6 separate regions of the Homo sapiens genome follow, and regions 2, 3, 4, 5 and 6 are each linked to region 1. Evidence: chromatin contacts called from ENCODE Hi-C or POLR2A ChIA-PET data. All regions are on one chromosome and are shown on one strand. Each heading gives the region's core, a stretch centred on a gene start or an enhancer-like site at or near the end of the contact. The rest is flanking DNA. Distances are from core to core; before and after follow the strand shown.

Region 1 (4,352 bases), core at 1,104-3,603:
GCCTGGTGGTATAAAATAGGTCTGGGCCAAGAGTGGCAACAGATTTCTGAGACACTTGGTGAGGATTCTTAAGTATGATGAGAGAAGTGGGCCATGTTTAACTGCAATGTCTGCCACGGGCAAGGGACTATGGAAACGTAATATCAAATCAGTGTACATGAAACAGATCATAGGAAGCACCCAAGAATTTGAAAATAGCAATACTCACCATTTTTATGGACAATTCTAAGATGGTCATAAAGAAAAAAATAAAAATGTGTCAGTGGTGCTAATGACTTGGATGTTATATAGTTACTACTGGCATGCAGATTAATTTGCATGTTGATATAATATATTTTCATGAGGAAGTATATACTCACCAGGAAACAGCATGGTGTAACGGAAACGTAAAGGTAAGCCTTTACTCTGGAATGCCACAAACTCTCACTGTATCGTTGAATATGTCATTGAACTTCTTTAGGCCTCAATTTCTCTACCCATGAAATGAGCTGGCTGGACTAAATGATTGCTAATGTCCATTTCCAGTTCTTGGACACTGTGTACCTTTCTATCTTTAAAAAAACCTACTTTTACCTTCTAAGAATTTACAGAAAAACACATCATCCACAAATATGTAAATCACAGTAACCAGATGGGGCGTGCTAACAGATCTTTTTACCCAGTTTTCTTGACAAACCAAGAGTATCTCTCCCCAACCAGATTTTCTCCTGTGTTGCGTTCAGCCTCTTATTTCTTGGTTAGGGAAGTAGGCTTCACATATTTCAGCTAAACACTCTGCATTTTCAGTTTCTCTGTACAATTCATGAGTTTTCACTGCCCTGGGCCCCATGTTTCTCATCAATTCAAGTCTACACTCATGGTAAGCACCCTAGTTCTTGTTTTTTCTAACACTTAAATAATGAATAGGACTTCATCTCCTAGAGCTATTCTCCTTACTCTATTACAACAGTTATTAGTGAGTTTTAATTAGACAAAACTGCCATTCCTTTTGCTACCTCACTATACTGTCAAGCACCTATTAAGAATATTACAGTAGTAAGTATTAGCACCTTTTAAATTTACATTAACAATAACAGAGAAATGGGGAGGCAGGAAATGAAAGGAGAGGGGTAAAAATAGCTCACAGATGTCATAACCAAAGTTTAGAGGAACTCAAAAAATCATTAATCACTATTTTTTAAATTTTCTAAAAAACTATACTATGCACATCCTGGTTAAAATTGTATGAGTGATAATTTGCCTCTCATCAATTAAAAATGGGGAAATAGGCAAGGTCATTAACTCTGCTGTGGCTGAATCCCAGACTGTGCTTTCTTTAAAAGGGAAGAGAGATAGTCTACGGAGACTAACCAGTTCAGTGGTTGAGTGATTTCTACAAGAGTCATCACCAACTCAAAACTTTCCTGAAGTCCTTCTGACTATTTTAACGCTTGCCATCTGCAGAAGGTAAAAATCTGCTAGAGGCCAAGTTCCAATCGCTATCCAGCCCACCACTGACCCTCTTTGATTTCATTCTCCATCAACAAGGAGGACATGGACAGGGTCAATGGTCTAATGCGTTTTAGTGACAGCCCTGATTTTTCATTGGAAAGAGGAGAAAGATCGTTTCCCATTTTTCTCCTTGACCCACGGATTTGACCAACTCAGGCACATTAAAAGTCTGCAAAAGCAGGTAGCCTGCAGGAAGTTCACCCTAGGGGGTGAGTTCCTAGTTGGGCTGAAACGGGTTTCCAGGCATGTTTATCACGTGGTCTAAACGTGCTCAGGGTTAGTGCCAGAAGTTTGAAAAGCAGAATTAGTAGAGCTGACAATAAAACCTCAGGGCTCCAAAACCCGGTCCAAGAAACTTTTCTTAAACTTGCGTCCAGCGCCTGCTTCAGCGCCTTCGCCATGAGTCTGCGCGGGCAGACAGCGGAGACTCTAGTGCGTTGGGTCGCTCATACCCCGAGGCACCCGGGGCTGCCGCCGCGCCGCCCCTGCCCCACACTGGAGCGGGGTTCCCTGCTGCGCCTGGACCCGGCGCCGCGTCACCTCCCGAAGTGGGGCGCCCGAGGGGCCGCGCAGGGGGTCAGGCGGAGACCAAGAGTAGCAGGGGGCGAGGGAAGCCCGGGCAGGCCGGCGCCGCTGCTGGCGCCCGCAGCTCCTGCCCCCACGCTCACCTGGGACCCGGCCGCCAGGAAGCGGGGCCGCAGCGCTAGGGCTCGCAGAAGCTTCCCGGCCTGCGCTGCTACGGGGGACGCCATCTTAAACAGGAAACTCGGCACGGGGCAGTAGGGCGGGCGCGGGCAGGGGAAGGAGGCGGAGGAGGAGCAGCGGGAGGAGGGGTCAGAGGAGAAGCGGGCGCGGGGAGGAAAAGGAGGAGGAGGCAGAGGCGGTCTGGGCCGGGCCGGGCCTGACCCCTGCGTCCCGGGGGCACAGGCGTTCTTAAGGCTGCAGAGCCCTGGGTCCCCCACCCGGCCCCGGTTCACTTTGAGCGGTCCCAAGGCCTGAGGGCCTACTGTCCAGTCCCCAGGTTATCGTCCTGAGCAAAGACAGACCCCGAGCCCTGCGGTCTTGGGGCTCAAACAGTCCCTGGATGGCCAAACAAGCAAATATTCGCCATGGCAGTGGGTGCTGGAAGGGTGGCTCACGGAGCTGACGCCCTCCGCAGAGAACCGTGGTCTAGTCCTGCGGTCACGAGGCCTATCTGGGACAGTGGTGTTTGAGCTGAGACTTTAACGAATAGAGACAGGTGAGGTTCCTGCAGCCCAGGGCTTCAGGTGAGTCAAGGAGAGGCCATTGGAGGCTCTCCATCCCTTAAGGAGTTGTGGGTGTTTTGTTTTGTTCTATCCTTAACCTAAAATCAATGTAAAGCTGAGAGATGAAGCCGGGTGGGTCGGTTGGGGACTTGGAGAACTTCTCTGTCTAGCTAAATGATTGTAAATGCACCAATCAGCGCTCTGTGTCTAGCTAAAGGTTTGTAAATACACCAGCCAGCCCTCTGTGTCTAGCTAATCAGGTGGGGACTTGGAGAACTTTTCTGTTAGCTAAAGGATTGTAAATGCACCAATCAGTGCTCTGTGTCTGGCTAAAGGTTTGTAAACACACCAATCGGCACTCTGTAAAAACGCACCAATCAGCGCTCTGTGTCTAGCTAAACGTTTGTAAATGCACCAATCAGCACTCTTTAAAAAGGGACCAATCAGCACTCTGTAAAATGGACCAATTGGCACTCTGTAAAATGGACCAATCAGCAGGATGAGGGTGGGGCCAAATAAGGGAATAAAAGCTGGACACCGGCGCCAGTAGTGGCCCCTAGTTGGGGTCTCCTTCCAGGTTGTGGTTGCTTTGTGCTTTTGCTTTTTGCAGTAGCTCTTGCTGCTGTTCACTGTTTGGGTCCGCACTATCCTTATGAGCTATAACACTCACCACAAAGGTTTGCAGTTTCACTCCTGAGGTCAGGGAGACTGCGAACCCACTGGGAGGAATGAACAACTCCGTATGCCCCACCTTCGAGGGCTGTAACACTCACTGCAAAGGTCTGCAGCTTCATTCGTGAAGTCAGCGAGACCACGAACCCACAGGCAGGAACAAACAACTCCGGACGGGCCACCTTTAAGAGCTGTAACACTCACTGTGAAGTCTGCGGCTTCACTCCTGAAGTCAGCGAGACCACGAACCCACCGGAAGGAAGAAACCCCAGATACATTTGAACATCTGCAGGAACAAATTCTGGTCACGCCATCTTTACCGCGAGGGTCTGCAGTTTCATTCTGGAAGTCAGCGAGACGATTAAGAACCCACGGGAAGGAACCAATTCCGGACACAAAGCTATTGGAGGATTTTAAGCCCAGTAATCAGAGTGATAAAAGCAACATTCATTTGGAGCTGTGAACCCCAAATACCTGACACAGGTCTCAATCAATTTAAGAAGTTTATTTGGCCACAGTTAAGGACACGTGCCTGTGACACAGCCTCAGGAGGTCCTGACATGTGCCCAAGGTGTGGTGGAGGACACAGCTTGGTTTTATACATTTTAGGGAGATATGAGACATCAATATATGTAAAATGTACATTGGTTTGGTCCAGAAAAGCGAGACAACTGGAAGCAAGGAGGGGCTTCTAGGTTATGGGTAGATAAGACACAAAGGGTTGCATTCTTTTGGGTTTCTGATTGGCCTTTCCAAAGGAAGCAATCAGCTGTGCGTCTATCTCTGTGAGCAGAGGGATGACTTTGAATAGAATGGGAGGCAGGTTTGCCCTAAGCAGTTCCCACCTTAACTTTTCCCTTTACCTTAGTGATTTGGGAGTCCCAAGATTATTTCCCTTTCACAGAGTTTACGCGAGTCTAAGCAATGTGCATATAATAAAAA
Region 2 (4,352 bases), core at 531-3,030, 1.7 Mb after region 1:
GTGGAGAAGGAAAAAGACAATGAGGGAGGGAGAAAAGCAGGCAGTGTAAAAGAAGCAAAGGAGGAAAGGAAAATGAAATGAGGGAAGAGGGGAGGAATGACAAAGAAGAGGAGAATTCAGTTTGCCAAAGCTGAAATTGAGTAATTGAGTAACATGCCTTAAGAGAAATGCTAACAAAGATAACAGCTGCTGACTGTGTGCCTGATAACTATCCCAAATCCTTTCATTTATATACAAAGGGCCTTTTATGGCCGGGCGTGGTGGCTCATGCCTGTAATCCCAGCACTTTGGGAGGCTGAGGTGGGCAGATCACCTGAGGTCAGGAATTTGAGACCAGCCTGGCCAATATGGTGAAACCCCCTCTCTACTAAAAATACAAAAAAATTAGCTCGGCATGGTAGCGCATGCTGTAATCCCAGCTACTTGGGAGGCTGAGGCAGAATTGCTTGAACCCAGTGGGTGGAGGTTGCAGTGAGCTGAGGTCGCACCACTGCACTCCAGCCTGGGCGACACAGCGAGACTCTGTCTCAAAAAAACAAAACAAAAACCCAACTCTCTCTCTCTCTCTCTGTGTATATATATATATATATATATATATATATATATATATATATATATGCGTTTTAAATGAATTTTCATAAGAACTCTGTAAGGTGGATTCCATTACTAGCTTCATTTTATGGATGAGAAAATTGAGGCTCAGAAAAGGTACATGGCTGACCCACCTTACAAGGTCATAGGGCCAGGAAGAGGCAGAGTAGGATGTAAACCTAGGTGTTCTGACTCCAGAATCCATGCTCTTAAGGGCTATATTACTTCAGTACAAAGTATTTCCTATCTCATACATCCTATATATTAAATCACATGTAGTTTAGGCACTTAATGTATCACCTTGATTGCGAAGCCTAACACTGCTCTGAAAAGCTTGATCCAGACTCACCAAACCAGAGTTGGCTGGTTCAGGCCACTGTCTCGAAGCAAGGCCAGAAGAAGAGAAAGGTTTTACAATCACCATCCCTTGGCTACTTCCTGGCCCCACACTGATGAAATATGGGCAGCTGCTAAAAATGGTGTCTATGTTTGCTATTGATCTTCCTTGGGCAGTCAGGATGGAATTAATCTCCACCTGTTGGGATGCTTCCATGGCTGTGTCATGCATATGTGAACACTCAGGGTACAGGATGATATTTGTCAGTTATGTGGCCTCCTGGACCTGACTCCATATTACTCTGGGCTTAAGATGTAGCCTAGCACACATGTAATTAATTCAGTGTGGAAAAGCTCTGGATTATGTGTTCATTCATTCACTTAACCAATATGTGCTGAGCACTCTCTAAGTGCAAGCACTGTTCTTGGCACTATTATATACCAGCCAATAAGACTGAAAGGGCATTATCTCTGGAGCTTGTCCTACAGTTCTCAACTTCATTGGTATTTGCAGCCAGATAACTCATTATTGCGGAGCATAGTCCTGGGCACTATAGGGTGCTAAACAGCATCCCTGACCTCTACCCACTAGATGTCAGTAGATCCTCCCCCATATGTCTCCAGACCTTGCCAAATGTCCCCTGGGACGCAAAATCACCTCTTTTGAGAACAACTGCTTTAGAGGTGAGGAGAAAAAAAGAAACTAGTAACAATTAAACAAATATGATATTTTCAGATAATAAGGGCTCTGAAGTAGATAAACTGGCAATGGAATTGAGTTCTAAGCATGTGCAAAACTCACTTCTCTTTACCCAGGAAGCACGAGAAATGAGGAAATTGATGGAGAAGGCCGGATGTGGTGGTTCCCTCCTGTAACCCTAATGTTTTGGAAGGCTGAGGCGGGGGGGGATTGCTTGAGCCCAGGAGTCTGAGATCAGCCTGAGCAACAGGGTAAGACCCTGTCTCTACAAAAAATTAGCCAGGCGTGTACCTGTAGTCCTATGTACTTGAGAGGCTGAGGCAGGAAGATCACTTGAGCCCAGGTGTTTCGAGTTGCAGTGAGCCATAACTGTGCCACTGTACTCCAGCCTGGGCAACAGTGAGATACTGTCTAAAAAAAAAAAAAGAAAGAAAGAAAGAAAGAAAGAAAGAAAGAAAGAAAGAAAAGAAATTAATTGATGGAGAGAACTTATATTGGACCACTGCTCTTGGTCAAGTGGCTCCCAGTAGAGACTGGAGGGCTGATGGTGTTTTCTAAACATTTAACTGCATGCTCCTTTCTGCCTTACAGAGGTTGGGAGAAAGTAAACAAGAAAGGCTGGCCAGTCAATGGACGGCCATTGCTGCAGCTCTAATGCCAACCTGGCAGGCAATTCCAGCCAGCTTCGGGCAGACATTCCCTGGGGAGGGCATTCTCATAAATGACAATCCCTTATCAGATTCTAGCCTGATCTGATAAGTCTGGTGAAAAGAAAAGCCAGGTTTTAAAGGAAGAAAGAAAAATAAAGAAGCAAAGCAACTTATTAAGCCTGGAGCTGAAGGCCATCAGGAGACACCAGCCTAGTGTCAATGAGAAGCACACAGGATTTAGAGTCACGAGGTTTGAGTTTGTGTCCCAGCCCTGCTATTTACCTAAGAGAATATCATGGTATCTCTCTAAATCTCAGTTTCTGCCCCTATGAAATGGAAAGGATAAAAAATCAGTCTCATTTGGGTTTGCCTCTTGTATTAAGGCAGGTTGAACTGATTATAAACTCTACCTTAAAGCACAGATGATAATTGTATCATCAGTAATACACCATTTATTGAGTATAGGTTAGGTGTTAGAGTCTGTGCTAAGTGCTTGACATGTATTACCAGTTTATCCTTACCCTAGTGCCGTGAGTACTATTATTAGTGGAAATAATGTCTAAGCTATTGAGTACTATCCTGTTCTCCAGAAATGGTTATTTTAATTTGCTTAAGTGCGTACTTCTCTCAAGAAAAAAGTTTTCCTAGATTATTATTATTTGAGACAAGGTCTCTCTCTCTATCACCCAGGCTGGAGTGGACCATAGCTCACTGTAGCTTCAGCCTCCTGGGCTCACGCAATCCTCCCACCACAGCCTCCCAAGTAAATGGAACTACAGGTGCACACCATCATGCCTGGCTAATCAATTTTTTTTTTTTTTTTTTGTAGAGATAAGGTCTCACTATGTTGCCTAGGCTAGTCTTGAACTCCTGGGCTCAAGTGATCCTCCCGCCTCGGCCTCCCATAGTGCTGGGATTATAGGCATAAGCCACCATGCCCAGCCTCTTCTACATTATTAAGACACTAAGCTGTCATGTTTAAGTTGACAATCAACCCGCCAGTTAAACCCTGGAGAGACCCAAAAACCTAATAGCTGGGGATTCATTCAATCTGATTTTTTCTAGTGATAATCAACAGACTAACTTACAACCACCATTTTTAGCTGTCCATATGTCCAAATCTGGGGAAGGAAGGTGGTAAACTCTAACACCTTATCTGATTGTGACCAGATCATTCCTTTGTTCTCATCTCCATAAAATGCAAGTTAATATGTGTTCATGGCTTTGCCTATGCCATCTGCTTTTACATACATTTTCCCCATTGAGCTCTCAAACCTACCTGTGAAGCAGATAGTTTCCATAATCTGAGATTCCACGAAGTTGAGAATGACTTGTCTGAGGTCCCACAGTTTATAAGGGGCTAGGCCAAGCTCAAAAAGGTGCTCAACAAACAACATGAGAGGGAAAAATCAGGGTATATATCTACATGGAAGAAACTTCAGTGAAAAGCAAGATTCTCTTTATATTCTGACTGTGCTTTTCCAATTAGAAACTCATGTTAGGCACCAAGAAGAGACTGTCAAATGTTTATTTTCAGAAAAACATGCAGGATATTTCTGCTGTTCCTCTCCAGAAAGAAACAGCCTCGTTGCTTAAAACCAGTTGTTAGGCTGTATTTTTAGACGTCATGGTACAGTATCAATGAGTCAAAAATAAAAAAACAAAAAAATGGGAGGGCACAGATACTGTAAACAGGAAAAGTCACAAAAATGGAACTAAGAAAAGCTGAGAGCACAGCCTGTGGGTTGGGGGTGGGGGGATTTTCATTTTCATCTGCAGTTCAGGTTAACCAGAAATGAAAGTTCTCCAGTTGCCTTGTAGAAAATGGAAATTTTGGCTTCAGTGAGTATGCAAGCAGCAGACACCCTGTGGTTTGGAAACTTTTTGCTTTGCCAACTGTCAGTTTTCTCTTTTCCCGTGAAAAACAACCTGTAGGAAGGAGTAAAAAAGTACTGCGTCTTTCAAAGACTTAAAAGTCTCAAGTGTAACTTGTGTGAAGAGATATTGAAAATAAACTGCAGTACTTGTAATTTAAAGATATTCTAGGTATTGCCTATTCACGGTATAATACATTT
Region 3 (4,352 bases), core at 774-3,273, 1.4 Mb before region 1:
AACTGTGTGAGGTAATAGAAGTTTATCGTTGCTTTAGTCTGTTAAATTTTGGGGGTAATTTGTTACGCAGAAATAGACAAATAATACAGATTTTGGTACTTGGAGGTGGGCGCTACTGTAATTCCTAAACTGTGGGAGTGCCATTGGCACCAGGCAGTAGGTGAAAGGTGGGAAGACTGTGAGGGAAATGTCAGTGAAAGCTTATTAATAGAAACTTGATGGCCTTTGAGGAGGCTGCCGGTGAGGGTTTATAGGAATGTGAAGTAGGCAGGATTCTAAGGTGGCCCTCAAGATTCCTGGCCCCTAATGTGTTTTGCATAATCACCCCACTGATTGTGAGCAGGACCTGTGAGTATGACAGAACATTACCACCATGATTATGTTGTCACGTATGGCAAAAGGAATTTTTCAGATATAATTAAGGTCTCTAATCAGTTGACTTTGAGTTAATAAAAATGGAGATTATCCTGGGTAGGCCTGACCAAAGCACATGAGACTTTGAAAGACATTAATAGCAGCAACAGAGATTCTTCTGCTGGCATTGACAAAGTGAACTAGCATGTTTTGAGAGGGCCTACAGGCAGCTTAGGGAAAGGTATTCTGGGTAGAGAGAACAACATGGGCAAAATTAGGAGGCTTGGAAGTGTATAGTCTGTCTGTGTGTAGTCCGGCTAGTGGGAAGAGTGACAGGAGACACCAGCTGAGAGGTGTATACCATGCTAGGGAGCTGGACTGTCTCCATTGGCAGCAGAGGGGAGTTGTAAGCAGGGAAATAACATTACCATCACCTTTAGAGAGTACTTTCTATGAGCCAGGAACTAGGCTAAGAACTTGAGTGCATTATCTCATTTAATCTATTAATATAATAGTACCGCATGACAAAGTGACTATCATTATCGCCACTTTACAGGGGAGAAAACTTAATCTTGGAAAACTTATCCCCAAACCCAGCAGGTGATAGAATTTGAATTCCATCTAACACCTAAAGCTATTCTGCGTATCATTTCTAGATCATTTTACCTAGAAGAGAATAAGAATAATTATAAGAATAATTCTAGCAGTGTTATAGAATAGGGATTGAAGAAAGGCCAGGCAAGGAGCCTGCTCAGGTTATTATAACGGTTTTGAGGAAAGATGATGAGGGCATTAAGTATATTTTCAGTGCTTGCTCTGCTGTGTTCTCTGTAGCCACATTGAGTCGGTTACTTGTTGGAGCATCAGGAGCCTCTGTAAAATGAGGACACTAGTGTTGCTGACATCATAGGGTTGGTGAAAGGATTAAATGAAAAAATGTCTGTCAATCACTTAGCACCACGTCTGAGATGTAGTTGGCCCTTAATATATACAGAAGTTTACAAGGTATTTGTTTGTTTAATAAAGACAGGTCCACTCCAAGAAATGTTATTAAGTACTTAATAACGTGTGCTTTGAGGTGTACACATGAGTACAACAGCGAACAACATGAGCAGGTAAATAACTGAACAAACAAATAATTTTAAATGCAGTAACTCTGTAAAGAGAAATGGAGGATGCTAATTTTTAACTCCGGTCAGGAAACTTCTGATGTATTTTTCTATATCTTTATTTAATAATCTTCTGATAATGAGTTAATTTAATATAAACTCAGATAAAATTTTTTGACAAAACTAAGAGATAAACCAAAATGAAATATCCGATTAGGATCCCGAATCGCGCCTCCCGAGGTTAGTACTACCCCTCACGACTCCTCCCTCCGCCACAGCCACGCCTCTTCTGGGTTTACAGTTCAGAATCACGCCGGCCTCATTCTACCGCTGCTCTCTCCTGGATCTCGGCCACGGATCTTTTGCTCGCGAAAGTTCCTCCGTCTAGCTGCACACAACGCTGCTGCAGGAAACCGAGGTAAGGGATTTGCCGAGACTTAGCTCCACCACACTCCCCGAGGCCCCGCCCCTCCTCTCTGGCCCTCCCCTAGGCCCAGGTGTCTCGCGTTGCACGTGCAGTTGTTGTGGTTCTACGTCACGTGGTCCCGGAAGTTCAAGACAGACCCGCCTCAAACATGGCGGCGCCCAGCGCGCGAGGACGTGATCCGCTTCTGCTCCGGCTTGGATTGTAGCCTTGACGAGGTCTGAGCGACCATGGACCGGCCGGGGTTCGTGGCAGCGCTGGTGGTGAGTGCGGGGCGGTGGGGTGGGTTGCTCAGAGTGCCGGCGTCCGGCATTGGAGCCCGCGGGCGTTCTCTGCACTGGTTTTCTTCCGGTTTTGCGGGCTGGACTGTCCTCGGGTTACTGGCAGCCAGGTCTGAGAGGGAGCACGAGGCTCCCAGGCCACCGGCGGGCCAGGTGTTAAGGCTATGTCTGTACTGCCAGGTCATAAGAGCCAGGTGGGGGAAGGAAGGTGAGTCATTGTCTTTTGCACCCTCATTTACTTAAAAAAGAGCTTCTATTATACACTGTTAACTACTCTTTCATTAAATAGTGTAACTACTCTAGAGATCTTGGGAATTAAAGAAATGTATGTAACACAACAACAAAAACCTTACTCACATCGCTCCCAGCCCTTCTATTCAATACTACGTTTCTCATTTTGCTGCATCTCTTTTCAGTCTTAGAAAATGACATGTCCTTCTGTTCATTCAATACATAATCTGCTATTTCTGCTCCAAGCCTAGGCTTTGGAGAAATATTGGTGAGCACACATAGCTCATCGGGAACGCTGCGGAGTCAATAAACAGGCTTAGTATTTAATTCCGTAGCAGAAAACTACGAGAATCAACATGAATTAACAGAAAAAAAAGTCCTTTACCAAATATTTTGGAGCGTCTGGTAGAGGATACTAGATACAGCAGTTAACAAAACAGAGTTTGGCTGCCTACGTTTTCATTGTGTGGAATGGGCAGAGACAGACAAATAATTTTTAAAATGATTTTCATAGGGAAAATGGAGGCCCACAGTGATTTAGTCACTTAATTATCGAATTTTGGTGTTGCAGGTGTTGAGGATAACATGGTGAACAAGATAGACCTGCTCCTAAGGGTCAGGTGTTAGAGACAAAATAGTAAAATGACTGTTGGGATAAATAACAGGTGGGCTAGGTTCAGGGTGTTAGGGGAATATATGGAAGTAGGGATGTCTTAGCCAGACTTGTAGGATGATAGCTTTAAATCTAGATTTGTTGAAACTTGTATAAGGTAGGTCTTAGAAATATAAAGAAATAATGTTACTGATTTTTTTTTTTTTTTTTGAGAAGGAGTCTCACTCTTCGCCCAGGCTGGAGTGTGGTGGCGCCATCTCGGCTCACTGCAGGCTCCACCTCTCGGGTTCACGCCATTCTCCTGCCTCAGCCTCCCGAGTAGCTGGGACTGCAGGTGCCCGCCACTACGCCCAGCTAATTTTTTGGGTTTTTAGTGGAGACGGGGTTTCACCGTGTTAGCCAGGATGGTCTCGATCTCCTGACCTCGTGATCCCGCCCGCCTCGGCCTCCCAAAGTGCTGGGACTACAGGCGTGAGCCACGGCGCCTGGCCAATGTTACCGCTTTTAAGGAGCTTTCCTGTCTAGCTGGTGACACAGCAGCAGTAGTTTGTCAGCTAACATTCCTGTGCCAGGAACTGGGGTAAGCTCTTTACATACATTATCCCATTTAATTCTCACAATAATTGAACTCTTATCCTAATTTTCCAAATGAGGGAAGTGGGATACCAAGAGATTAGATAACTAGTTCAAAATCACACAAGTGAGATCCATTTCGTCTGTGTAAGTATTGGAGCTCATATTCCAACCCAGGTGATGTCACCTGGGAGTCGTGCCCTTATCTGCTTCTTGATACTCTCCGAAGTCAGCAAAGGTTGCAATTGCTAAAACACAGGTGAGTGCTGCAGTTAACAAAAGAATGGATTTAGTATATACTTAATTAAAGTATGATACACATGCAGTAAAGTATACTTTTTTCCCAATGTATTTATAGAGGGTAAAATTAGAATCAATAGGTGGAAGTTTCAAGAAACTAGATTTCATTCCAGGTAAAGGAAAAACATTTTATTTATGCATTCAGCACACAATTTTTCTTCCATCTATTCTGCCCACTGGGTATTGTGGTAGGCTTTGTAGATACAGTGGCAGATAACCCCATTTCAAGTAGGGAAGAAAGGCCAGCAGATAAAACAGTTGCAATGAATAAGTGCTATGAAAGAAATGAACTGAAGATGCGACAGAGTAGGCAAATATTGGTGAACCTCTTAGATGGAGTGACCAAGGAAAGCCACGAAGTGGTAACATTTCAGCTAAGACCTAAAAGATAGGAAGGGGCTTGAATTTTTGATGATCAGAGTGGGAGGTTCAGTCATGGGGAATGGCTCAAGTGGAAAGAGCTTAGA
Region 4 (4,352 bases), core at 782-3,281, 1.4 Mb before region 1:
ACTTAGGTGGATGAAACACATTTTATATGTAGTTACAGAGAGATACAGAATTAAAAGCCTACAGATACAAGCATTAGAATTGTGACGGGGGTAATTAGAAACATGGAGTCTGAAGGTAGCCTATCTGGATTCAAATCCCAGCTCCAGTACTTAGCCATGTGGCCTTAGGCAAGTTATTTAAACTGACTTATTTTGTTCCTCTGTAAGATGAGAGTAACAATAATACCAACCTCATAAGGTTGTTGGGAAAATTACATGTGTTCCTGCATATGAAGTGCTTAGGACAGTGCCTGAAATACAGTCCTATATAAATGTTATAATTTATGATTATTGTTGTGATGATAATGATGATAATATCACTAGCAGCTCCTCTGAAACTTGTTGGCCTCATCCAAGGCCTATCACTTAGCTTTATCCCCAGTGTCTCTAATACTCCATCTGTTGTGCAGAAGTATATCCTGAACCTTCCTCCCTCTGAATTTGCCCACTTGGCACCTCTTCATTTGCTCTTACAATCTCTAGACCATAAATTTCAAAGACGTGGCCCAAAATGTTGGACTCAAGGTTTTTGCAAACTACAAGCTAACATGTTAAAATTGAGTGGTTTCATATACAACTCCAGTTATCCAAGTTTTCTTGGACAATCTGGGTATCTGGTCATAGTGGGCCTACATTTCTGCATGGCAGTAATTGTCTAGAACAGAGTAGCGGCTGCTTGTTTTGACAGAAACTGCTCTCCATGTCATCAGAGTCCCTGCCACTTCCTGTTGTTTTGACACTTTTCTCATTCTAGTCATCGATATCATTTTTTTGGGTCATGTAATACTTATTTGCTGCCAGCAGTTTAGAGTAAGCAGCGGTTCTCCACCATGTGTTCTGCACACTCATACTCCACTAGGCCTTTGCTGATAGGTCACCAGATTTTGATTCATGTGTAAAACATACATTAGTTAAAATCAAGTATGCATAATAGTGTTTTGGCTTTGTCTGTCAGAAGCAACATTGAGCTGGGCAGGTGTGCTTGTGTATTAGAGCTAGATACAACTTGGTGAAAAGGTTAGCCCATATTTAAGTTCAAACCAAAGAACAGTGATTAAAGCCCAAGCCAAAGAAAATTGAGATATGGGAGAGCTTTGCCTTCTGAGTGTGTAAGGGAGCACAGGTGGTGCACGCCATGTGTTCAGTGTCTCAGTGCTAGGGAGTCAGCAGGGATAAAGAAAGATAACTGATGCCTTAGAGCAGAGTTTAAGGGGCTGTGGATTGTGTCCATGGGGACCCCCCTTTGCATTCCAGGCTGTGTAGCAGCATCCCTGGCCTCTACCCACTAGATACCAGGAGCACCTCCCGTGAGTAGTGACAATTTAAATGTCCCCTGGGAGGTTGAAAGATGCAGAAGACATTATAATATAGTAGTTATCATGGTCTAGTCACTGTTGACATCTTTAATACTGCTTTTAGTCTTTGAATCCTTTGAAATATTGGCTTTGTACTCCACTTTTCTAAAGCATTCAGTATTTATTTTATGGCCATTTTACTACAGTATCAGAGAGGAGATATACTTCTCTCCCCCTCTCTAGTCAAGCACAACTGCAAGTATCTTTAAGGCGCAGCCACCTTTAAGGAAAGACTTCTGGGAACAGCTAACTGTGTTGGAGGAACTGGGCTGTGGCTCGTCCTCTGCTGCTCGTTAGCCCTGTGAACCTGGGGAGGCTAGCTCCCTCTCTTAGTCTTGGCTAAAAGTGAGGTGGCTGGATCAGATAATCAGCAAGATGCCTTCCAGGTAAGATTAGGCTGTAAGTCAGAAAATATTGTAGGACTTCTGAAACTTTAACTGCCAGTCAAGATCACTTAACTAGAATGTCCCACATTTTTCACTCCATTGAAATGAGTAACTTCAAGTGTCATGTAACATCAGGATCACTTAGGGGAATGTCTAGAGGTGCAGTAGATGATTGTTAGCTTTCTGTTGCTGTGTAATGAATTACCACAACTTTAGTGGTTTAAGGTGACATATATTGATGATCTCATGGGTCTCTACAGCAGCAGTCTGAGGACCGCGTGGCTGAGTTCTCCATTCACTGTTTCACACAGTGACAGTCAAGGTGTTGCAGGGACTGTGATCTCATCTGAGGCTAGGGTCCTCTTCCAAATGCACAGGGCGGTTGGCAGATGGCATTTCCTTGTGGCAGTATGACTGAGGATCCTGTTTCTTGTTAGCGATTGGATGGTGACCACACTTTACTTCCAGAGGCTGCTCTGAGGTCCTTGCCATGTGGCCCCCTCCATAGGCCCTTTTACAACATGAAATTTTATTTCTTCAGAGCCAGCAGGAGAATCTCTCACACTTCAGATCTTGTTAGGAAGGGGCTGGTTTTTCTAAGAACTCACCTTTGAAGTCAAGCCCATCCACGATAATTTCCCTCTTGATAAACTCAGAACCAACTGATGGGGGAACTTAATTAAATCTGCAGAATCCATTCATATTTCTGATTAAATGTAACTTCGTCACAGGACTTGTCTTTGTCCTGTTCACGGTCCCATCCACACTGGATGGGGGAGGATTATACAGGGCGGGTACATCAGGGAGTGGGAATCTTGGGGGCCTCCCACAATGCCTCTTGATTTAAAAAGATTCTGGAGCATACTTTTTCTTATGTCTCATATCTAAGCTAATATCTTCCCTTTTCTGTTCAGTTTCAGTTTTGTGTTCACATGTCTGTTGTCATATTTTTTCTTCTATTTTTGCAGGAGGAGGATTAGAGTCAAAGGTGTGGGGAGGCTTGTGAGCTTCTGTGAGTTGTTGTGTGTGGCTTGTATACATGCTGTTATACTGGTAAGCTCTGTAACAACCCCTGATTGCTGAACATGCTAACTGGGATATACGCTACATGGTTCACTGGTGCTTTCAGGAAACCATCGAGGTGTCAGGCATTGAGGATTCGTTGTTCACTAATACATTCTTTAAAATGCTTTTAGAATCATTATATCCAGTTTCCTTTCTCTCTGTACATGGGACTGATTAACCACCATGTGGGTGGAAATCTAATTTGTTGCTGGCTCAGAACTTTGCAATTTTCAATACTTTGCAGAATTATCCTGTTTACCAAATGAATTGTGATAAAAATTGATACATTAGTATTAAGAGGATGACTTATAACATGTACTATGATTTATAGGGCCAAAAAGACCTGATAAACTCACAACCATTTTACCCCATAATGTTAAGAAACTCAAAAGATTTTGTCACCAAAAAGTGTATCTTGTGATTTATTTTTTATGACACGGTAGTATCACTTGTTAGAGTTCTGAGATTCTTTATTAGCAACTGACAGTTTTCTAGGAACTGAATTTTTACACTTAGAGCTGCGAAAAGCCAAAAGCATTTCTAAATGATCTCCATCCCATTCCCCTCAAATAATAATGTACACGCTCATTATAGTTTGTTAGTTTCTCATGCCTTTCTTTGGTGTTCTCATGGTTGTGAGAAGTTGGGAGAAGCAGCGTCTAAATTTAGGAAATGGATTTCTTTTCTGTTACTAAGTACATTGCTATAATTTAAAGACAACAGGAGAACATGTCTTTTATCTCAAATGGGTCTGCTATTTTTCTTCTAAGGTGTTTCTCTAAGAGTAACATTATGTAATTTAATCAGTGTTATAAAAAATGGAATTCCTGGTTAGGATTTTAAAAGGTGATGTTAACAGATATCAAATTTTTTATATTAGGGATTGAAGGACTTTTATTTATTTATTTCATTTTAATTTTTAAGCTCCAGGATACATATGTAGGATATGCAGCTTTGTTACATAGGTAAATATGTGCTATGGTGGTTTGCTGCACCTGTCAACCCATCACCTTGGTATTAAGCCCAGCATGCATTAGCCATCTTTCCTAATGCTCCCCTTCCCCCCACCCCACCCTGTGAAAGGCCCCAGAGTGTGTTGTTTCCCTCCCTGTGTCCATGTGTTCTCATTGTTCACTTACAAGTGAGAGCATGTGGTATTTGGTTTGGGTTGATTCCTTGTCTTTGCTATTGTGAATAGTGCTGCAGTGAACATACATGTGCGTGTGTCTTTGTAATATAATGATTTATATTCCTTTGAGCATATACCCTGTAATGGGATTGCTGGGTCAAATGGTATTTCTGGTTCTTGCTCTTTGAGGAATTGCCACCCCATCTTCCACAATGGTTGAACTAATTTACATTTTCACCAATAGCGTAAAAGCATTCCTGTCTTTCCTCAACCTCGCCAGCATCTATTGTTTCTTTCTTTTTTTCTTTTTCTTTTCTTTTTTTTGAGATGGAGTCTCGCTCTGTTGCCTAGGCTGGAGTGCAGTGGCACTAACATGAC
Region 5 (4,352 bases), core at 890-3,389, 1.4 Mb after region 1:
TGATCTCGCCACTGCACTCCAGCCTGGGTAATGCGAGGGAGACTCTGTCTCAAAAAAAAAAAAAAACAAAGAAAGAAAGAAGAAAAGGAAATTGACTGCTATGTTCCATCAAACCTCAAGTTCCAAGGCCATGGAATTCTAAGTGAACAGTGGGGACACCAAAAAGGAATCCTTTTTCCCCCATTTTCCCCCCTTGGAGTAGTTAAGTATTGTGGTTTTTCACTTTGGCGGCCCTCAAGAGTATGGTGTTATCTGCTGTAAATCTGATCTGAATTACAATAACATTTTCACTTGGAGCTTTTATCCAAGAATGAGTTGACAGCAGTTTTATAAAAATTTAAAAACACATATTAATAGTAACAATGACTCTACTTGTAATAAAAATATATACCTCTTGAATCTTCAGAACCACTCAGAAGCTTCTGTGATGTTTCAGGTCTCTAAAACCTGTCAGAAATGAAACATATTACCTTAAAAGGATGCTAAAGTAAACCTGATCATTCAGATGATGTTGTGAATTAAAGGAAATATTAAGAAAGAAAATAATGTAACGTGATAACTCTCAGCCAGAAGGCCTGGCCGGTGGTGCGCTTTCTTTTCCTTAATGAATACCACACTGCTATACTCGAGTTCACAGGCACCACCCCCAACACAGCAACTCGGACCAGATTCCAATGGGGAACGGGAGGAGGTGGCCCACTTTCTACAGGCATCCACTGGAACTGGCCAACAGGATACTTAGTGGATCAAACATTCCCAGAAGCAAACAACTTTCCCATTCTCACAGCAGTAATCCCACTGGCTGAATCACAGGGCTACCCACCTAGAGTGGCGAGCCTGAGGGTTCCCAGGCCTTCCTATTTTTTGACTCGTCCTTCCCGGTAATAAAGTCATTGTTATGACCAAGCCCTGACCTTTGGTTATCCAAGTCCATTGTCCTCCAGTGAGCTCTGGCCATCACTAAACTCACCGATCAGTGGAGAAGTAACGCTTAGGCGATGGAAAAAATCTAAAGACGCAGATCAGAAAGCTGGCGTCTGGCGAGGGCATGTACCCACTTGCATAAGGCGGCTGGGGGTGGCTGCTGGGCCTGGCACAAAGCCTTCCTGGTGTCGGTCGTCCTGCAAGGCCCGCCGGGATGGGTGGCTGCACTCCTCCAGCACACGGACGCTTTACTGGCCAGGCTACTTTTCCTTCAGCTCAAAGCAGCTGGAATCACTCCACTCCAGAAACCCTTGATTCGATTTCCACAGGCCTAATGAGGAAGGAAAAAAGGGAAACATCTGAAAGATGATGGATAGGAGGCAAAACCTGGGGTTGACACAGCGGGCGAAATGGGGCAATGTCGCAGAGAGAGAGAGCTTGGAAAAGTTTAAAGACGGCAGTGGGCAAATGGAAAGTTCAACACGTGAGACCCCGAATGACACCTCAACGGCTGGCCCCTACTTGTGCCAAAAAGTCTCTCGGCGGGTGCCAGGCAGGGCTCAGGAAGTGCTCGGCTGCCCCTTGAACGTCAGTCCCGGCAGAGCCCAGCTGTCCGCTTGAACGTCAGTCCCGGCCAAGGGCTGAGGGGTCAGTGGCGAGCACCCCGCCGCGGCTGAGACGCCGCGCTGGGGTTCCGGACCCCGGGCGCCGCCAGGGATTGCTTCGGGGTCGGTGATCTCCCGGGGCCGCCCGCCACCGTGCACCGCGGCGCCCCGGGTCCCCAGCGCGCCTGGGAGGGGCCCCGGGGAGCGGCTCCGCCCCGGCTGGAAACCTGGTCAACGCGGCTAGGGCCCGGGGCCCGCCTGCGCTCCGGGCGCTGGGAAGGGGCCGGGCGCCCGGGGCCGGGGAGGGCCAGGATCGGCTTCCGACGCCCGCCTCCCGGCCCGCAGGGAATGGGAAGGCGCGGGCGGAGTGCGTGCGTAGGCTATAGCCCTCCGGGAAGCCGCGCCGGGAGCGGCTACCACCCGGGCAAGAACAGCGCAGAGCGCTGCGGCGGCGGGAAGGAGAGCGGGGGAAGGCTCCGCAGATTGCGGGGGAGTCCCACCTGGAGCCGGGGCAGCCGTGAACTACCGAGGAGGAGGCGGAGGAGACGGCGGCTGTTCCAGAGGAGGGAGTCGTCATAACCGGCTACTGCCGCTCACCGGAAACCTCGGGCGCGGGAGCTGGGCCAGGGGGCGCCAAGGAGCAGCTGGGACACCTTGGCCAGCCGGCGCCGTGGGCGGGCTCGGGCCCCGCAGAGGCAGGACCGGGACTACACCCAGGAGGGCCAGGGCGCGGGGCCCGACGCTCGGAGCGGCTTCAGCCCGGCGAGCGGCCTCGACCCGGCGAGCGCAGCAGGGAGGGGCTCAGAGTCGAGGAACCATCTGCCCTTCCTGGCGTTCTCCCGCGAACGTTCGCGCGAGTCCGCCAGCTCCCTCACCAGGGCCGGAAAGACCGACGGCACGTGCCGGCGCCGGACGCCCATCTCCATCGCAGCAGCCCGCGCCTCCTTGAGCGAGAGCGTTAAAGCGCTCAGAGGATGTTAGGACGGGGTGGGTAGAAAACCTGACTCTTCGTGTCTTCTGCGTTGCACTGAGGTGGATTTTTACTTTTGTCTTATTTCAAGCAGAAGTTGCCGCCCTAACTTCCAAATTTGGGGACTGAACATCGTTCACCGAATACACTTTGTGATGGTGAGGATACTTTGGAGTCCACACACATTTTAAAAGCAGTATAGTTTTACCTATCCGTAAACTCATCAAGTTCAAATGCTACTCTGTGGAGTTTAATTTTTATGGTTTTGTTAATTTACTTTATTACTGCTTATAATTATTTGAACTCCCATCCCCCACTGTCTTTTCCTCTAAGCTCCCCCAGGCCTAGTATTCCATCTACAGCACAGTAGAGTTGATCATTAAATAGTGACTAAAGTTGAACTGATTATATGAAGGTGATGACTTCAAAATAAACATGCTCAAATGAATATAGTCACCAGAAGTTAAATAATATGATCATAAGGAAACAAGTTTGTTTCCAAAGGCTTACATGCTTTTTACGTAATTTTTAAAAGTAATGTTGTTTAAGAATTGTTACAAGTTCCATTAGTGACCTGCTAAATTAGGAATCTTACCTGGAATTTTTTTCAAATAATAACAGCAAGAACATGTGGTGTTTAACATGTGCCAAACATTGTTTTAAAGCACTTTACAGTATTAATTTATTCTTTTTATTGAAAAGATTTTGCCTCTAAGGGAACTGTCAAGAGGCATGTGAACCGGAGCAACTCCATCTTAAATAGGAGCTGAGTAAAATGAGGCTGAAACCTACTGGGCTGCATTCCCAGGCCGTTAAAGCATTCTAAGTCGCAGAATGAGATAGGAAGTCGGCACAAGATACAGGTCATAAAGACCTTGTTGATAAAACAGGTTGCAGTAAATAAGCCGGCTAAATCCCACCAAAACCAAGATGGCCATGAAAGAGACCTCTGGTAGTCCTTACTACTATACTCCTATCAGCGCCATGACAGTTTACGAATGCCATGGCAATGTCAGGAAGTTACCCTATATGGTCTTAAAAGGGGAGGCATGAATAATCCACCTGTTTAGCATATCATCAAGAAATAACCATAAAAATGGGCAACCAGCAGCACTCAGGGCTGCTTTGTCTATGGAGTAGCCATTCTTTTCTTCCTTTACTTTCTTTTTTTTTTTCCTTTACTTTCTTAACAAACTTGCTTACACTTTGCCCTGAATTCTTTCTTGCTCGAGATCCAAGAACCCTCTCTTGGGGTCTGGATTGGGACCCCTTTCCTATAACAGAATTACTGCTCTATTATTTTATACTTTGCATACTTCACCATCCCACACTAATGACAGTAATTTTTTAAAATGCTTCCTCAAGCCAGGCACTGTGGCTCATGCCAGTAGTCCCAGCTACTCAGGATGATCGCTTGAGCCCAGTGAGGTTGAGGCTGCAGTGAGCCATGATTGAGACACTGCACTCTAGCCTGGGCCACAGTGAGACCCTGTCTCATAAAAAAAAAAAAAAAAAGCTTCCTCAGCCTACTTGCTACCATCCTATTTTTGTCACATACAAAAAGGTTAAAATCAGTATGACATGTGCATGGTACTATTTTATTTTATTTTTTTTGTAGAAACAGGTTCTTGCTATGTTCCCAGCACTTGTTTCCAACTCCGGGCCTCAAGTGATCTTCCAGCCTCGGCCTCCTAAAGTGCTGGGTTTACAGTTGTGAGCCACCACGCCTGGCTATGTGGTGCTATTTTAAACACCTACATATTGAATGGTCATTCAGACTTACAGGAAACCAGATATGATAAACCTGAACATGAGATTGAGTCTCTCTTACTGTAACAGCCATTCTCAAATAG
Region 6 (4,352 bases), core at 1,241-3,740, 1.2 Mb before region 1:
ATGGCGTCCAGAGCAGGAAAGATCAGCTGTAATGAGAAACGTTTATTGAAAATGCAAGATTTCAGCTAAGCCTAGAAGAAGAGCATGTTTTTTTGAAGAGGAGTCCTGGGAAACGAGGCCAGAAAAGTAAAATAAGGAATGGAGGGCATGGAGTAAAATAAGCAAACAAAAAGGCCAAGAAGTCAGGACCTCCTAGAAAGGAAAGGGCAAGACACAAATGGTTTTACAGCAAAGTTGAGAAGAATAGCCCCATGCTGCCAGACCCACAACCCACCAGGCGGTTAAGTCAAGGGTTATATAAACCTTAGCAAACCCCAGTGCCAGGTCCCTCACGAACATTAATCTATGGGGCCATTAAAGTTGATTTCCATAAGAACAGAGTATCGCCTTGTTCATTTACTTAAAAGTTCTGAACTAGATAATCAAGAGGCCCAATTTGTTTTCTCACCATCACTGAAGGCAGTTAGCATTTGCTTTCTATACTACCCCTTAAAATGGGAGATTCTAGGATCTTTCCTACCAAAAATCTTAGTTTGGCCAAAAAGAAACAAAATAATTAGCTATAATGGGTTTTGTTTTGTTTTACTTTAAGCAGTCTCATCTTTAGTGCAGTTTAGTACTGAGGAAAGCCCACAAATTTCCCATAATAGTCTCTTGTTAATATGGTATGTGCATCATTAACCCCTAAAGATTAATTAATTTAATTAAGAAGAGGCGCTCCAACACACCAGCTCTGCAGTTGGTGGGGACTTTACAAGCAAAAGGAATTTGGGCAGGGAATAGCTGCTGCCAGAGGCTGACCCTCCCACAGACCTGCCACAAAGGGAATATCACCATGGCCACCCCAGCAGGCAAGAGGTGCCTACAGCCACCATTTGGCTTTGCTATTAGAGAAGTGCTTTGCAGAGGCTTGGAAATGGGGAGCGGGAAGAGATGGGTCAGAAGTCTGGTCATTCAGGATCGCCTATTCTCTACTTTATCATCTCCAAAAAGAAACACTAATTCACTAACTTTCACATAGTCCTTAAGCTCTACAGGACTTGGCAAACTCATCACCTGCACAATAGCCCCCCTATCCTCACCCCATCCAGTAACAGAGCTGAATCTTTACCTCCTGGGAGCCCAGTCATTCTGCAGAACAGAGGGGGGTTGGAACCTTGGAGCCAGGTGCTCCCTGCTCCCACTGAACTCTTCCCCGAGGTGCCCTGACAGCCTAGGGCCCCAGCCGCTGCAGGGAGAGCAAAGGCTCATCCATCCCAACCAGCAGGGACGGAGGGCATGGCGGGGATGAAGGGCGGCCAGAGGTAAAACCCAGAGGTTCTCTCAGTTAAAGGATGGCAGAGGGTTCTCATAAATGAAAACCACGCTCTACTGCGGCAGAAAACGGAGACTTTTGCTTCTGGAGTACTGAAAACAAGTCAGGCAAAAGGGACAGGAAATATGGGATGGGTAAAACTGAGAAAAAGGACACATTAACCTGGTGGATACATTTGGAATCCCAGGTTCACCAAGTGCTTTGTAAAGTCCACCAAAGCTTCTCTGGTCACGGATTACTGTTTTCCTTTCCTAAAACTTCCACCTTTACCCCTCCACATCCGCCCCTGGCCCCTGCTAAATGTCCACTTTCAGGAGACTGATTAGCTTCCTATGAAACCACCAATGCAAAATCCAGGGTGTTTCTGAAAATGTGATGCAGCTTTAAAATTCACTAACTTCGGGCCAGGCGTGGTGGCTCATGCCTGTAATCCCAGCACTTTGGGAGGCCAAGGCAGGCAGACCATGAGGTCAGGAGATCAAGACCATCCTGGCTAACACGATGAAATCCCATCTCTACTAAAAATACAAAAAATTAGCCTGGCGTGGTGGTGGGCGCCTGTAGTCCCAGCTGCTGGGGAGGCTGAGGCAGGAGAATGGCGAGAACCCGGGAGGCGGAGCGTGCAGTGAGCCGAGATCACACTACTGCACTCCAGCCTGGGTGACAGAGCAAGACTCTGTCTCAAAAAAAAAAAAAAAAAAAAAAAAAAAAAACACTAACTTCGGATGGTCACAGGAAAGATGCAAACTAACAAGGAAAGCTTCTTCGACTGCCATGTGCCACACAACAGAATTGCGTAAACTTTGGCACAGTCACCACCCGTAAGTGATGCTGTGATGAATCTCCTGTTCCGATACACTGAAATGATTCACCACTTAACGGTGAGTGATTTTACACACTACACGCTCACACCTAAGGGCCCTGAGATGAACCCTGCTATCAAAGAGCAAAATACCTGTTTTAACACAGGCCCATAAAATTGCTCCTGGTCATGAGAGCAGGGTGGCCAAATTCCAAGCCTGCCTTTCCGGCAGAAGGTACAACCACGGATTTCACTGGGATAAAGTGATAAGAAAATTCTATAGCAGTGACTCTTGGTTCTTTAAGAATGAAACCTCCAATAATATATTACTTCCTCTGGGTGCGACAGACACAGATTAAAACATCAAAACAAAAAACCCCTTCCCTCCATCTGAGTCATTCATTACACACTATTCTAAACACTCTTGTCTAGGACTTTCCTAGGACCAGGAAAGGATCGGACATTTTGGGCCTTTTTAACTCTCATTTTGACAATTCACTCTCTAACATAATCCAATCAATGAAAATATTAGTACAAAAACCTCATGTTACAGAAATGTATGTCAGAAGATTAAAAAAAAAGCAAACTCAGTGGTGACTCACTTCTGGACGTGTAGTGATTAGGGGTTTTTGTTGTTTTTTAAAGAGACTGAGAAGGGCAATTTTAGGCAAATACCCTTCTGGGTTACAAAAGAGCAATGTATAGGTTTCCTATATGTCCTATTTGAAGAAGAAAATGAAAGTGGTTTGTTTTCAACAAATACATCTGCACAAACAACAGCTTACCTTAGTGCTACTGGCATCTCCTTCATTCCCCATCCACAAAAAATTTTAAGGGACAAATGACATAAGTGGGTGTAACTACCTTTCCAGGCTGGAGCTGCTTGTAAGAAAAACCCTTCCTGGGAAGCCAGAAGTTCCCCAGAGTACGGGAGTCCTCTATCAGCCTCCACTGGAACTTACACACGTCCTTTATTTTTCAACTGTGTGACATCACACCCACAGCTCACTAACATCTCTGTGAGGTCTCCTGGTGCCTGTGCAAAGCCCAAGCATCCAAAATCTATAAAGCTCATATAAAAATCCATGCTTACTTGCATTTGCCACAATGCTCGGCGTTACAAATGGATTAAGTACAAGGTTCCTTCCAATATTATTTTCTAGGTTTATCCTCTCTTTCTCAGCTGCCTCAAAACAATGCAGATCATACAAATACAGACAGCAGATCCCTGGTATTAAATCAGCCAAATTAGAAAAGCGAATTTACCCACAACTTTTCAAGAATACATCCGCTGTATTACAGGGAGGCACGCGACTATCTCTAGCTAAGTATTTTAAAGAAAACACACAGTTTTAAAAGGTCAGCCGTCTGGCCCACAGTGAAGTCACTGACTTTAATAGCTAGCTTATCGACTTGGGATCTCGTCCTGTTCACTTTTTCCACTGGGCTTCTTAAAGTTTACGTGTGTCATGAAATGCTTAGCTAAAGCCAAAAGGCTAAGTTTTTCTTTCTGCAGTACTAAGACGTCGTGAAACACTCTAAATTTAAAAGACCATCTACCACATCATTTTCCCTGTTTAGAGGCGTGGAGCAGTGATGATTTCCCTGGTTCTGGTTGTTGAAATGGCTGAGAAGACACGAAGTCAAGATTCAAAAACCACAAAGTATTTCAGCATGCATTATTGTACACAGACTATGCTGCTATTAAAACATGGAACTTCCTTTTCACTGAAATTACAAGCAGAAAATAGCAGATGCTGCATGCGACCTCCATCCTTGAACATACTAAAATTTTACTATGTCAAATGGAAAACTGGCTGTGAAAATGACTAGGCCACAACACACTTTTATTTCTTTTTTTTAAATCATTCGCCAAAGTCCCTAAAAACAATGCCTCACCTCTTCCACAAGGTCCATCTACGTTCTTTTTTTTTTTTTTTGAAATGGAGTTTCACTCTTGCCACACAGGCTGGAGTGCAATGGTGTGATCTCAGCTCACTGCAAACCCTGCCTCCCTGGTTCAAGTGATGCTCCTATCTCAGCCTCCTGAATAGCTGGGATTACAGGCGCCCGCCACTGCACCCAGCTAATTCTTGTATTTTTAGTAGAAACGGGGTTTCACCACATTGGCCAGGCTGGTCTTGAACTCCTGACCTCAGGTGATCCGCCCGCCTCGGCCTCCCAAAGTGCTGGGATTACAGGTGTCAGCCACAGCACCCGGCCCCATCTACATTC

The links. A loop is a pair of places that touch in the nucleus more often than their neighbours do. ChIA-PET counts read pairs that join two places held with the same protein, here RNA polymerase II (POLR2A). Pooled maps may share reads with other maps.
Region 2: a pooled map shows a loop between it and region 1 (13-fold over the local background). The contact joins the enhancer-like site here to the promoter of SUCLG2-DT in region 1. A Hi-C loop is called at or near these places in 2 of 37 single-sample maps with no recorded cell type and 9 of 50 pooled maps.
Region 3: a map of CD8-positive, alpha-beta T cell shows a loop between it and region 1 (6-fold over the local background). The contact joins the promoter of SLC25A26 here to the promoter of SUCLG2-DT in region 1. A Hi-C loop is called at or near these places in 2 of 168 maps with a recorded cell type or tissue (CD8-positive, alpha-beta T cell and naive thymus-derived CD4-positive, alpha-beta T cell), 7 of 37 single-sample maps with no recorded cell type and 13 of 50 pooled maps. POLR2A ChIA-PET finds 5 or more read pairs at or near these places in 1 of 52 experiments (activated naive CD4-positive, alpha-beta T cell).
Region 4: a map of natural killer cell shows a loop between it and region 1 (9-fold over the local background). The contact joins the enhancer-like site here to the promoter of SUCLG2-DT in region 1. A Hi-C loop is called at or near these places in 2 of 168 maps with a recorded cell type or tissue (CD4-positive, alpha-beta memory T cell and natural killer cell) and 6 of 50 pooled maps. POLR2A ChIA-PET finds 5 or more read pairs at or near these places in 1 of 52 experiments (CD4-positive, alpha-beta memory T cell).
Region 5: a map with no recorded cell type shows a loop between it and region 1 (7-fold over the local background). The contact joins the promoter of EOGT here to the promoter of SUCLG2-DT in region 1. A Hi-C loop is called at or near these places in 8 of 37 single-sample maps with no recorded cell type and 13 of 50 pooled maps. POLR2A ChIA-PET finds 5 or more read pairs at or near these places in 3 of 52 experiments (GM12878, Panc1 and WTC11).
Region 6: a pooled map shows a loop between it and region 1 (7-fold over the local background). The contact joins the enhancer-like site here to the promoter of SUCLG2-DT in region 1. A Hi-C loop is called at or near these places in 4 of 37 single-sample maps with no recorded cell type and 11 of 50 pooled maps.

What each region holds. Positions count from the first base shown.
Region 1 is chr3:67,652,344-67,656,695 of GRCh38, forward strand. SUCLG2-DT (SUCLG2 divergent transcript) reads left to right here and starts at 2,354. Exons shown (of 7, transcript NR_109992.1): 1 at 2,354-2,759. SUCLG2 (succinate-CoA ligase GDP-forming subunit beta) reads right to left here and starts at 2,269. Exons shown (of 11, transcript NM_003848.4): 1 at 2,160-2,269. The coding sequence starts at 2,243. RefSeq lists a silencer at 1,881-2,560 and an enhancer at 2,076-2,575.
Region 2 is chr3:69,323,036-69,327,387 of GRCh38, forward strand. All of the region lies in intron 1 of FRMD4B (FERM domain containing 4B), which reads right to left. Among named protein-coding and RNA genes, the nearest start is that of FRMD4B, 61 kb to the right of the region's middle. Within about 2 kb of position 1,781, at least 2 of the 41 ENCODE cell types and tissues checked have a DNase peak (open chromatin) inside an H3K27ac peak, as active enhancers do.
Region 3 is chr3:66,218,978-66,223,329 of GRCh38, forward strand. SLC25A26 (solute carrier family 25 member 26) reads left to right here and starts at 2,024. Exons shown (of 10, transcript NM_001379210.1): 1 at 2,024-2,150. The coding sequence starts at 2,118. RefSeq lists enhancers at 1,637-1,796, 1,967-2,026, 2,148-2,647.
Region 4 is chr3:66,301,705-66,306,056 of GRCh38, forward strand. All of the region lies in intron 5 of SLC25A26 (solute carrier family 25 member 26), which reads left to right. Among named protein-coding and RNA genes, the nearest start is that of SLC25A26, 83 kb to the left of the region's middle. Within about 2 kb of position 2,032, at least 5 of the 41 ENCODE cell types and tissues checked have a DNase peak (open chromatin) inside an H3K27ac peak, as active enhancers do; they include natural killer cell, where a contact is called at or near this core.
Region 5 is chr3:69,011,545-69,015,896 of GRCh38, forward strand. EOGT (EGF domain specific O-linked N-acetylglucosamine transferase) reads right to left here and starts at 2,140. Exons shown (of 18, transcript NM_001278689.2): 1 at 2,030-2,140; 2 at 971-1,255; 3 at 392-447. EOGT-DT (EOGT divergent transcript) reads left to right here and starts at 1,576. Exons shown (of 1, transcript NR_185971.1): 1 at 1,576-4,352. RefSeq lists silencers at 1,458-2,007, 2,068-2,367.
Region 6 is chr3:66,470,306-66,474,657 of GRCh38, forward strand. The region is part of intron 1 of LRIG1 (leucine rich repeats and immunoglobulin like domains 1); the gene reads right to left. Among named protein-coding and RNA genes, the nearest start is that of LRIG1, 29 kb to the right of the region's middle. RefSeq lists a silencer at 2,176-2,225. Within about 2 kb of position 2,491, at least 9 of the 41 ENCODE cell types and tissues checked have a DNase peak (open chromatin) inside an H3K27ac peak, as active enhancers do.